2 separate regions of the Mus musculus genome follow, and region 2 is linked to region 1. The links are chromatin contacts, found by POLR2A ChIA-PET in ENCODE. All regions are on one chromosome and are shown on one strand. The core of a region is the stretch at or near the end of the contact, and the rest is flanking DNA. Distances in the headings are between cores, read along the strand shown. Region 1 holds the start of Cdc5l (cell division cycle 5-like (S. pombe)). Region 2 holds the start of Spats1 (spermatogenesis associated, serine-rich 1).

The links. ChIA-PET counts read pairs that join two places held with the same protein, here RNA polymerase II (POLR2A).
Region 2: POLR2A ChIA-PET joins it to region 1 with 19 read pairs in embryonic stem cell. The contact joins the promoter of Spats1 here to the promoter of Cdc5l in region 1. POLR2A ChIA-PET finds 5 or more read pairs at or near these places in 5 of 5 experiments (Patski and embryonic stem cell).

Annotation. Positions count from the first base shown.
Region 1 is chr17:45,432,436-45,435,341 of GRCm38, forward strand. Cdc5l (cell division cycle 5-like (S. pombe)) reads right to left here and starts at 1,272. Exons shown (of 16, transcript NM_152810.2): 1 at 956-1,272. The coding sequence starts at 1,000. B230354K17Rik (RIKEN cDNA B230354K17 gene) reads left to right here and starts at 1,396. Exons shown (of 3, transcript NR_130961.1): 1 at 1,396-1,792.
Region 2 is chr17:45,473,512-45,476,503 of GRCm38, forward strand. It overlaps Spats1 (spermatogenesis associated, serine-rich 1), which reads right to left and starts at 1,427. Exons shown (of 8, transcript NM_027649.3): 1 at 1,288-1,427. The coding sequence starts at 1,303.

The sequences.
Region 1 (2,906 bases), core at 22-2,521:
AAGAGCTTAAATACAATTATTTATTTGTCTTATAAAAATGAGTAATCTGAGGCTCTCAGAAGTAACTCAGCCGGAGCCACACAAAAGTGCTTGTGAAAACAAAGCTGTAGTAAATGAAAAATAGGTGCCACCAAACCACTAAACAACTAACTCTCAACGGGACGACCAACGAATGGGCCAGGAGGACTCTAAGAAGTGTTCTCAGCTAAGTTTGGAGCATGTTCAGAAAGATGCCAAAGCAATAAGGAGCTATCTCAAGAACGCACAAGACAGACGGAAAGGTGCTCATACATTCGGCGCACTCGATTAAATGCACGTTAACTTAATTTCTATTTTACTTCCTTCCTTCTGCTGTTCCGCTCACCGTGACATAATCTACAACATTTCTGGACGCAAACACCACCGTAGGTAAGTTTGTCCTAACTGGCTTCTATCCCGGCAAGGGTGGCGTGACTGGAAAGGTAAGAGAAAGGACCCAGGTCCTAAGATAAGCAGAGAGGTGCAGACGTAAACGGGCAGCCTGTCCGGCTGTAAAGAAGTCACGGAAAAAACAAAGTTGCAGCCACAACGGCTTCTAACAGAGCGAAGCGCTGTGCACGAGCTGAGATCGAAAGGAGCTGGAGAAACACCAGGCTCCGGGGGAGGTCCGGTCGGCGGCCACCGGGCTGCAGAAGACACCGAGGGGGCGCGTCCCTAACTGATCAAATAAGTGATCAAGGGCCTAGCAAATGCCAAGCGAGGAGCGCCGGGCGACAAGTCGCGACCTCGCCCCCGGGGTGAGCCAGGTGACCCGAGCCCGCACCCATGCACCGCGAGGGTCCCCGGGGTCCGCGCAGTCGCCGCCCCGCACCGCAGACCCCCGCGGGACAGCCACGGCTCCCGGAGCTTCCCCGCGCGTGCGCACACGCTACCAGAGCCGGCGGAGGGCTGCGGACGGCGGGAAAAGCTGCCTCACCTCCGTGTTCCTCCACACTCCCCCTTTGATCATAATCCGGGGCATCTTAGCGGCAGAGTGTCCCGGCAAGGGAGCCGAGGAGAGCTTCGAGAAAGTAGTAACGGCGCTCCGGGCACGGGACGCAAAAGGCCACTTCCTCCCAAGAGCGACCTTCTGCTTTGAAGAGCTCTGCGCAGGCGCGGCGTGGGCAGCCCCGGGAAATCTCGCGAGATCTTAGCGGCCGAAGGCAAAAGACGCGGGCGGCCAGGCTGCAACCTTAAGACTGATGGAGACTAATCAAACCGCAGGTGCCAAGGCGCCCGACGTGTCGCGCGCAGGTCCGAGACTAGGGTGAAGGAAAACAAAACTCTCGCGAGATGCCAGAGTTGGAACTTGACCGGGAACGCAGTGAAGGGATTGGTCCTGACGTCACGCGGAGGGCAGTGCCGGGGGTGGGGAATAAATGTGAGGGGTGTGGCGTTCCTCAGCACGCTTGGTCCCCAGGGAGCGCTGTTTGTTTGTTTGTTTGCTTGTTTGTTTGTCTGTTTGTTTAACGGAGCGCTGCGCTGGGCATCCCGGCGACCGACGAGGACTTCGCTGAGTCCTCGGGGAGATGCAAACGAGTCCGTTCTCTTTCTAGGAGCTCCAACTCGCAGCGCCAAGCGCCGAGGATGCCGGACGGACTCAAGATCCTAACTCTAACCTGAGGGACTGAGCGACTGCTCGCCCCAAAGTGTTCGCTCTCCTTCCTGGAAGAGCCACAAGGGGTTCGAGGCGACGCCCTAGGGACCCTTGGGAAGCGTCACGTCAGCCGCTTTCCCTCATCCCTCGCTGTTGGGTGTCTGTGGAACAAACTCGGTGAGTTGCGGGAGTCTCGCCCCTGGAATCCGGGGTCGTCCTCTGAAGAGTGGAACAAACAACTTGTTCATCAAATCAGAGGGCGGCTGCGAGTCCACAAAGTCTCGGTGAAGTGGAAATTGTCAGACTCTCTGCCATCTCCTCTCTCTTTTCCCACGCAGATTTCTCCACTATTCCAGAGCAATTAATTACTTGGTGTCACCCCAGGTCCCTAGGGAAAGATTTTATTCCGTGCATAGCGGCTCTGGTTTGTTGTCACTGTTCATGCTTCCGTTTGCCCCTTCTAGAAGACATGACGGATTTTCCGATTCGATTTTTGTTACGATTTTTTTCCTTGAAATAGGAAATTGTATCAAAATATCACTGCTTTCAGTTGAGAGGGAGGTAGTGTAGTGTTATGAAGAACACTTGGGTTTAGTGACCTACAATCTCATTTCACTCCTGTCATCTGACAGGATGACAGGTTAACAAGCCATTTTCTGCCTCTGGTACTCTTTGCAATGCTCTCTTGTAAAGATGTGTAACCATTACCTCCTGCCAACATCACTTAGTTGTATGGTTTTTATCCCACACACCCAGGTCACACACCATTTGGTTGACCAGATCAAAGCAAATCTGAACACTCCTCTCTGGGGATCTTAACGCTAGGATCCAAAAGAGGTCAGTGTTTCTGCTAGCTGATAAGCCTCTAACCTACCAATTGTGTGGCACCTAACAATTGTATTTTGAACTACATGGTCCCTGGATCTAGAACATTCCCAAGTCGTAACTACTTCCATATCCCCCTTTTGGATTTAGTCATTGAAGTTAGCTTTCCATTATTTGTAATCGAGAGGCCTAATAAATCCACAGTTGAACCAGTCCTCTTTCACATAGGCTATTCCAAAGGATCATGACAGTGACTTCTTCCACTCAACATTCTGTCATCTTTATGCTAACTTTAAAAAAGGTATCTCTTCCTTAAAACATGTTAATGTCACCTGCTAGAAAATTGTTACAAAGGATTGGTATTTTGACAACAGAACATACTTCATCAACCTATTGAGATCTATCCTTGTCTGTGGTGTGGATTCAAGTCAGATGCTCCAATATTGCCCCTTTTATTATGTGAATT
Region 2 (2,992 bases), core at 177-2,676, 41 kb after region 1:
GACTGGCCTCAAAGTTGCTGTATACCATGAGAATGACCTTGAACACTGCGATCCTCGTGCCTGCCTGTCCTGCACAAGCACTGCACGTGTGCAAGCGCCAGCTTAGCTCCTCTTTTTGATGGAAGTCTCTGACTGATCAGATCTCAAATGTAGACATGAGCTCATTGTGTGTAGCCCCTAACTATCTGCCTTAGCTTGGATCTGCAATGCTCTCCAAAAACCCATGTTTTAAAGATTTAGCTCCCAGTCTGTCATACTGTTGGGATGATGGGACTGTTTTAAAAGTCAGAGGGCATGGAGGTGGAGAGAGTTAGAACCCTTGATGCTCTTGCAGGGGGGGGCGGGACTTCTATCCCCAGCACCACGTGGTGGTTCACAGCCATCCATAACTCCAGTTCCCGGGTATCCAACGCCCTCTTCTACCTTCTGCAGGCACCAGACGCAAACTCAGTATACATACATACAAACAGGCAGGCAAAACATACATAAATAAAATAAAGACAACTTTAAAAAAATAAGAAGTCTTGGGTCGTTGGGGTGCCTCTGAGTGAAAGAGTGGGACCACAGCCATCCCTTTTACTCGTCATTATTTCTTGACTAAGAGGGAGACGCTTTGATGATTGCCACTATGATATGCCACCAGAGGGCCAAAGCAACAGGACCTTGACCATGAGCCACACCTGGAATGTCGGGGGCCTGTGAAGCAAAAGATGGAGAATTCCGGGCTACTCTGGGCTACATATGAGGTAGCAGTGCTTAGTCTTTAAAAAAAAAAAAAAAAAAAAAACCTATAAAGCTATGAGTCCAATAAACCTTTTCTCTCCATAAGCTTATACACCCATCCAACCTTTTGATTTCCCAGAACTCAATTGTATTTCTTTTCCACCTTAGTCATGCCCAAGTCGCTTTTCTCTGGAACCTTCTGCCGCTCTCTAGTACAGGCCGCTCTTGAGACAGAGGGAAGTTGGCGGACGGGATTGCCATATCCAGTATTCATGGGCTCACCAGTTCACACAGTGAAAAGCAATCGGACCCAAAAGGTGCTTGTTAGAAAGGCTATCATTCAAAACCAACAGACCCCATAAGTCATTGAAATTCAAGAGGCAGCGCAAGGGAAAAACCTAAATCTCACTGGACCTCCTAGCGGTGTTCACGGGTTTGAATGTCCTGCCCACTCCTCCTCCTCCTGACTCAGGGCTCCCGAAAGTACTCGCCCCGCCCCGTCCTTGGGTCTCCTTTCCACCTCTGAGTCCCACCCTACTTCCCTGGGGGAAGCCCTTCATCTACCCTTGGAAGACTCCATGGAGGATGTGGCCCAGATCAACGCACCAACTGGCAGCGGAACTGCCAAATACCAGGATGCAAAGCGAAAGCAAGGGCGTCTACCACCGCCTGCAAGGCTCGGTCCAGGGTTGCCAGGACAACGCGCCACTTCCCGCGAGCTGGCGCGCTACTCTTGACGCACCTATCTTCCTGCACCCGGCGCTCCGGCCTGGGTTGAGGATGGAGGTCTCAGACCTCAGAGCTGCAGAACCTCAGGATTTTGTTTTAGTTTGCGGCTCTTTTCCAACAACTGTCATTGCTACTTCTGTCACCTCGGGTGGCCGTGTGCGGTGCACCCTCTACAGAGCTTGCAGATGTCGGTGTAGAATTGGCATCCTGATTAGACAGGATTCACCCACCACTTACCGCTCCTTTTTCTGGGCCAGGCGCCCTGCTGGATGCTGTCTTGCCTCAGCAGCCAGCTGCGTTTTTCAAAATAGAAAACTGACTTTGAACAAAGGCTCGTTCAAGGTCATCCAGAAAACAGATTCACTCCCAAGTTCCACCCTTACAAAGCTATCTTTCTCTCCATGGTATAGACTGAAATTTATCTTTCTAACCCTTTCCCTAATAAATCTCACATAGAAACGCCCCCCATCCCAAGCTTAGTCTCTAAATTTATATTGAGACCTGGTTTGGGGGCTGGGCAGTGGTGGCACACGCCTTTAATCCCAGCACTTGGGAGGCTGGCTGAGGCAGGCAGATTTCTGAGTTTGAGGCCAGCCTGGTCTACAGAGTGAGTTCCAGGACAGCCAGGGCTACACAGAGAAACCCTGTCTCAAAAAAAAAAAAAAAAACAAAAAAAGAAGGAGGAGGAGGAGGAGGAAAAGAGAGAGAGTAATTAATATAATTATTCATATTTACTTGTGTGCTGTATGCATGTGCGTGCACATGTATCAGGGACTCACTTGCCCATGCATTTGTATATGTCAGGTGTCTTCCTCCGTTGCTCTCTGCCTTACATTTTTGAAATAAGGTTCTTGCTGAACCCGGAGTTCACTGTTACAGCAAGGAGTCCCAGGGAACTACCTATCTCTGTCCCACCAGCTTATAGATGTGCCATATGGCTTTTAGTAGGTCCTGGGGTTTGAACTCAGGTCCTCGGCTTGTGCAGAAAGCACGTTACCCACTGAACCCTCTCCACAGAGTGGTTCTGTTGTTAGTAATTGCATTGATTGCAAAAGAAACAACAGAAGGAGTATAGAAATCTTGAAACTGAGCTAGCCAAATATTGCTTAGACGGAGTAGATCCTCTCCAGGCCACGCCCTAACTGAGGAGTCATCCAATAGGAGACGGCCACTGGGGTTATAAAAAAGAAGCCAGAGCTGGACAGTGGTGGCACACACTTTTAATCCCAGCACTCTGGAGGCAAAGGCAGGTGGGTCTCTGTGAGTTTAAGGCCAGCCTGATCTACAGAGCGAGTTCTAGGACAGCCAGAACTATACACAGAAACTGTCTCAGGAAGAAAGAAAATGAGAAGGTGGTAATGTCAGAATGGCCACTGGTGGGATCAAACAGCTGAATATTGTCAGTTTCACAGGATTAATTTTAATTGTAAAATAGTAGTATTCCTATCAGGGACTGCAACAGGTTAAAGGCACTGACAGATTAGAAGACACCATCTCTCTCTGGGGCAGGAGCAAAGCATTGTTAAAGTGCTGTTAATTG